Regions from separate parts of the Homo sapiens genome. Here region 2 is linked to region 1. Evidence: read pairs that join two places in POLR2A ChIA-PET (ENCODE). Cell type or tissue: PC-9. All regions are shown on one strand. Links, peaks and the distances in the headings refer to the core of each region. The heading gives the core; the rest is flanking DNA.

What was found. ChIA-PET counts read pairs that join two places held together with the same protein. Peaks named below come from ENCODE experiments on the same cell type or tissue, not always from the same donor. Only the 100,000 strongest peaks of a DNase experiment are listed, where the experiment ranks them.
Region 2: POLR2A ChIA-PET joins it to region 1 with 5 read pairs; 2 of 35 experiments call an interaction of 5 or more read pairs at or near these places.

Annotation. Positions count from the first base shown.
Region 1 is chr1:94,479,903-94,482,826 of GRCh38, forward strand. It overlaps ABCD3 (ATP binding cassette subfamily D member 3), which reads left to right. Exons shown (of 23, transcript NM_002858.4): 9 at 562-704. Among named protein-coding and RNA genes, the nearest start is that of F3, 60 kb to the right of the region's middle. In PC-9, for the core only: CTCF peaks have their summits at 1,811 and 2,011; a DNase peak (open chromatin) is centred at 1,679; H3K27ac peaks cover 939 bases.
Region 2 is chr1:94,616,300-94,619,223 of GRCh38, forward strand. It overlaps SLC44A3-AS1 (SLC44A3 antisense RNA 1), which reads right to left. Exons shown (of 6, transcript NR_160780.1): 6 at 53-772. The region is part of intron 1 of LOC105378861 (a long non-coding RNA gene); the gene reads left to right. Among named protein-coding and RNA genes, the nearest start is that of MIR12133, 74 kb to the left of the region's middle. In PC-9, for the core only: no CTCF peak of the experiment used is centred there; DNase peaks (open chromatin) are centred at 382 and 1,302; H3K27ac peaks cover 1,776 bases.

The sequences.
Region 1 (2,924 bases), core at 266-2,765:
GCTGGAAGCAAGATGTACACGCAGGGAAAGACAGAGCTCGTTCAGGGGGAGCTGAACTTGAGGCATCTGCACAGTATTAAGGTAAAGATGTGTAGTACTTATTTCTTGGGTTCATAAGAGTGATAGGACTAGAGGTATAGATTTGAGATGAGAAGAGAACTAAGGAAGGAGTTTGAGGGAATATTAACATTAAAAAAGAAGGCAAGAAAAAGAGGTCTAAGAATTATTGTGGAATCTTAAGAGATTATCAAGAAGAGTTCCAACAGGAGAGTGTTAGATAACATAGAAAAACTGTGAACTGCAATTAGGAGTTTTTAGGTGAGCAAAATGTAGGAGAGCTGAGGGATAAGCTACAGTGGTAAGAGGAAAAGCCCATGAGTAGTAAAAGTGTAGAGGCTACTGTGTACTTTTTCAGAAAAAAAACAAAGGGAAAAAATTACCCAGTAGGGCAATTTCTTTCAGTCATTGAGGTTAATTATAAAAATTGTACATGTTTGTATCTAAGTGAATTTATTATTATATCCCAGAACTTTGTGTATCTTTCTCTCCCAATAATAATAGGGCCCAGCGAGCATGATGGCCTACTTGGTTGTTTCTGGGCTATTCCTAACTCGACTTCGAAGACCCATTGGTAAGATGACAATAACTGAGCAAAAGTATGAAGGAGAATATAGATATGTTAATTCTCGGCTCATCACAAACAGGTAAAGACAAATGCATTAAAGCCTTGCTAAAAATTAATTTCTATGGATATTGATGTCATTTAAATTGACTCCAAAAAGTCTAGTGACACTGTTACTGTAATAATGTGCATATTGTGTTGAAAATATACATTATGAAAGAGACTAGTTTTATAAAGTAGTAATCATGAATATTTTGAACTCTTTTTCTTACTAACCATGTAGTATTCCTGATTCACCTGTTCATACCTTCTGTTGATGAATTTTCTGTTAATTTTACTTCAGACATAATCAGTTTACAATTCAAATTTCAACTTACAATACCTGTTCCAAGACAATTTTGTCTCAATTTTTCCACAAATATTTTTATTTTGACTGTTCATAATGCTCAATGATTCACTGTCACTGCATGTGCCTCTACCTATTTTCTAGAGTTTTTTAAATGTAAGATAGGAAGAAAAAGTGTGGACTTTGGAGCCAGCCATACTAGCTTCAAAATCTACCTCTTCCACTTATCAGTTGCATGTATTTGATTTTAGCGAATTATTCATAGTTTCACTTTTGTTTATAATAGGTAGATAATATAGGGTTGCAATGAGGATTAAATTTGATAATACATATAAAGCTTCCAGCTCAGTTTTTTATATGGAGCAACTGCTCAATAAATGTTCTCATATATTGATCTGTTAATGTTAAGTCATTTTGAGGGTTCTAATATGTATTTAATATTCTACTCTATAGGCATTTGCAAATGACAGTTCCCTCTTCCTTTATTTCCTTGGATTGCTAAAATAGTACAAGTTTTAAATAGGGTTTTTTGCTCTAGGGAGGCAGCGGAATAGAGTTAAGAGGTGATTTGCCAAGTAAATGAAAGATGCCTTTTAGTGAAAGAAGCAGAAAGCATGACTCATGGCTCCAGTAATAAGAACACTCACTGCTTCACGTGAGAACCCTTAAGACAGGGCAGTTCCAGGTATGGCATTATCAGGGCTCTGGCTCTCTGGTGTTCTCTTGGCTCTGCCCTGCTTTGTATGCTGCCCCATTCCTCGGGCTAATTCTTCTTGTGACCACAAGATGGCGATAGCAGTTACAGATTTCACTAGCTCCTCTCCCCTGCAGAAAGCTCCAGAAACAAAAAGGGGCCATCTCGCCTGGTGTGTCTTTATGAGAGCAAAGAAACCTTTCCCAAGAGTCCCACAACTGACTTTCCCTCATATCTTATTGGCTGGAATGGTTACTTGACCATGCCTAAAGCAATCACAGCAAAGTGATTGGCTTAGACCAGTTGGGACCCTAAATGGGGTTGAGGCATTCCTAAAGCATTAGGGTACATGGAAAATAATAGATAACTTTACAAAAGTTGGGATTATTTTAGGAAGAAGAACAATGAAGAGAATAGATGTTGGATGGGCAGCCATCAATATTCCAGGATGTTTTATCCTTTCAGATTTTTCATTAAGGCTAAAATGACTCAGTTCAGGAGGAGAATCCTCACCTCATCTTCTTCCATAGGCTTAGGTGTGGAGAGGAGATAGAAGGAAGTTTTTTTAAAAAGTAATTAGAGGTATAGAATTGTAGGCTTCTTATACTCTTGAGTCTCTGTCATTGTGTCAAGGAAACCATGAAACGCGTGACAAATGTGTCATATCTTATGGGAAGTTAATTTTACTTGAAGTGGTTGAGGTAGGTGGTACCTTGTTTTTATGAAAAACGCAGGTCCATTTCAAAATAGAAATATAAAACATAAATTGTTTAGGGGAAAAAAGAGACTTTAAAGAAATATTTCAACCTTGCCTTCTAGACTTCTCTATAAATATTTTTCTCTGCCATAAGAGGTACTTTGCTGGGAAAGCTTACATCATTCCTGTGTAATAGAAAGACTATAAATGTTAGGGTCAGATAGGAGTTATGATTTCAGCTCCCTGACCTGCTGGCTCTGCAACCTTTACAAATTTACTTAACTACACTGAACTTCTCTTCATCTATAAAATACCTTTTTTTTCTAGTCGTGATCCCTGTGGCCCTTGTGGACCCATGCACATCTGCTCAGGAAACGTGGAATTGTTGTGAGGATATGATGGGGTTCCAGGGTTTCCTCCTGGGAGCTGGCACTTTGAAGCCGGTGGGACTTAGCCTGCTTTTCTGTCTTTAAAAGGCTGTATGTCAAGTCATCACTATCCATCTTTTTCTAGCTGTTGCTTTTTCATCTCTTTCTTGTTTGGGCCTGTACTTTAACTTGAAGTC
Region 2 (2,924 bases), core at 233-2,732, 140 kb after region 1:
TGGGGAGGGGAAGAAGGAAGGGAGGAAAGATGAGCCTAAAGAAGTAAAAACATTTTTTCCAATTACAAATTTATTAACCCCTAAAATAATGTTATAGTTTCAGAGAAAATTAGAAGCATAGAAAAAAAAAAGCAAGATTGTGGTGACATATATGTAATTAACTGAACAAGCAGGAAGAATTCAAAAGCATTTGAATTGAGATCCTAGAATTCATAGCTGGTCTCCCTGCCCACCAAGAAGGCATGTTAATCTGGATTCTTTAGAGATAATAGAAATGTCTTAAATTCCTTTGGGTGCAGTAAAATGGCCCTAGCTTGCACTAGCCCCATTGAAAGGTAGAGATTAAATTGAAGATAACCAAGCACCTGTCATTCTTCCCACTGCCTTCTGGATCACTACAAAGAAATAAGGATTTGTCTTTTCAAAGAGCAGGAGAGCAGTAGCTCATGAGGCAGTGTTGATTGACGGTTCATGCTCGAAGAAAGGTATGAGTGCTGCACTCAATTTTAACTTAAAAAAAAATCTGAGACTTGTATTTCCTGTTAGAAAGCTCTGCAGAGGGGTGTGTCCAAGGATTCTGGAGAATTAATGACAGACATATGGGTAGCTTCTTAGCGACACAGGAGGAGATGAGATGCACGTATGCCGTGTGTTAGGGGGGTAATGGGTGCTTGGATTGAAACTCGTCTGCTGTTTGCTGAGCCCCACTCCTCCTTCAGAGTCGCTTTCAGGCCTCCATTTCTCCATGAAGCACTTTTAACACTGATCCACACTAAAAATAATGACAATAGCATATTAGTAACAATAGTAATTACCATTTATTCAATGCCTACCAGTTGCTAGGCACTATGCTAGGAGTTTAACATATAATATCTATTTCTTAACAATAATCCGATCCTAAAAACAATCCAACAAGCTTTATGCGTATTACCTCTGATTTTTATAACGAGTAAGATAAGTTTTATTATCCTTGCTTCACAGATGAGGAAATAGGCTTAGAGAGGTTGTAGTGTGCCCAAGTCCTCACAGCCTGTTGCAGACACAGCTGGCATTGGACACTTTCCTGAGGGCAAGGGTCTGGATGTGCACATCTTTTGTAGCCCTCATAGCACAGCCCTCAGTCCCTCTTGTTCTGCAAAAGGTCCTCAGCATATGTTATATGATTATGTGATTCTGTCAAAGGTGTTCAAATGAGAGTGACTCCATCTTGAATAGGGGCTGGGTAAAATAAGGCTGAGACCTACTGGGCTGCATTCCCAAGTGGTTAGGCATTAGGCATTCTTAGTCACAGAATGGGATAGGAGGTCGGCACAAGATACAGGTCACGAAGACCTTGCTGATTAAGCAGGATGTGGTAAGGAAGCTGGCCAAAATCTGCCAAAACCAAGATGGCAATGAAAGTGACCTCTGCTCATCTTCACTGCTCATTATACGCTGATTATAATACATTAGCATGCTAAAAGACACTCCCACCAGTGCCATGAAGTTTACAAATGACATGGCAACATCAGGAAGTTACCCTATTTGGTCTAAAAGGGAGAGGAACCCTCAGTTTCAAGAATTGCCCACCTCTTTCCCGGAAAACTCATGAATAATCCACACTTTGTTGCATATAATCAAGAAATAACTATAAGTATACTCAGTGGAGCAGCCCGTGCTGCTACTCTGCCTATGGAGTAGCCATTCTTTATTCCTTTACTTTTCTAATAAACTTGCTTTCACTTTGTGGAAATGCCCCGAATTCTTTCTTGCCCAAGGTCCAAGAGTCCTCTCTTGGGGTCTAAATTAGGATCCCTTTCTGGTAACACTTCAAATAAATATTTGCCATCTACATTTAGGGGTGGTACTATGGTGTGTGTACATCCTGGGGCTGGTATACAGGGAACCTGGATGTGGTCTCTGAGAGAGCTCGAGGCACCGGCATCCACTAGCCACGTGCTGCCAGCAGCTGGGCTGCCTGCCTCTCGCCATACTCATCCACATCCCAGAAAATGCCAGGATTTAGAGCCGGAGCTGACCACTCACACCATCTGGACCATCCCCATCTATAAATCTACACATATAGGGTCTTTTTTGAGTGAGACTCAGAGAGCGTGAGTCAACCAAGTTCATATAGCTAAAAGTGGCAGGGTTGGGACATGAATGCAGGTCACCTCCTAAACCTTCATCCCACCCTTTTCCATGATACAACAGCAAGGCAGGGCATGAGGGAATGTCAGAGCAGAAGATGGCCCTGGCTGAGCTGTCCATGGTGGCGGTCTTTCAGGGAACCCGCCCCGAAAATCACATAGGTTCTTTTCTGTTTTCCTAAGCATCTGCTGGCTTGAGAAATAAAGGGACAAAGTACAAAAGAGAGAAATTTTAAAGCTGGGCATCCACGGGGGACATCACACGTTGGTAGGATCCGTGATGCCACAAAACCAGCCAGTTTTTATTAGGGAAGTTTTTATTAGGGATTTTCAAAAGGGGAGGGAGTGTGCAAATAGGTGTGGGTGACAGACATCAAGTACTTAACAGGGTAATAGAATATCACAAGGCAAGTGGAGGCAGGGGGAGATCACAGGACCATAAGACTGAGGTGAAATTAAAATTGCTAATGAAGTTTCGGGCACCATTGTCATTGATAACATCTTATCAGGAGACAGGGTTTTGAGATCAACTGTTCTGACCAAAATTTATTAGGCGGGAATTTCCTCTTCCTAATAAGCCTGGGAGCGCTATGGGAGACTGGAGTCTATTTCACCTCTGCAGACTTGACATTAAGAGACAGGTACGCCCTGGGGGGGCCAGTTCAGAGACCTACCCCTAGGTGTGCATTCTCTTTCTCAGGGATGTTCCATGCTGAGAAAGAGAATTCAGTGATATTTCTCTCATTTGCTTTTGAAAGAAGAGAAATATGGCTCTGTTCTGCCCGGCTCACCGGT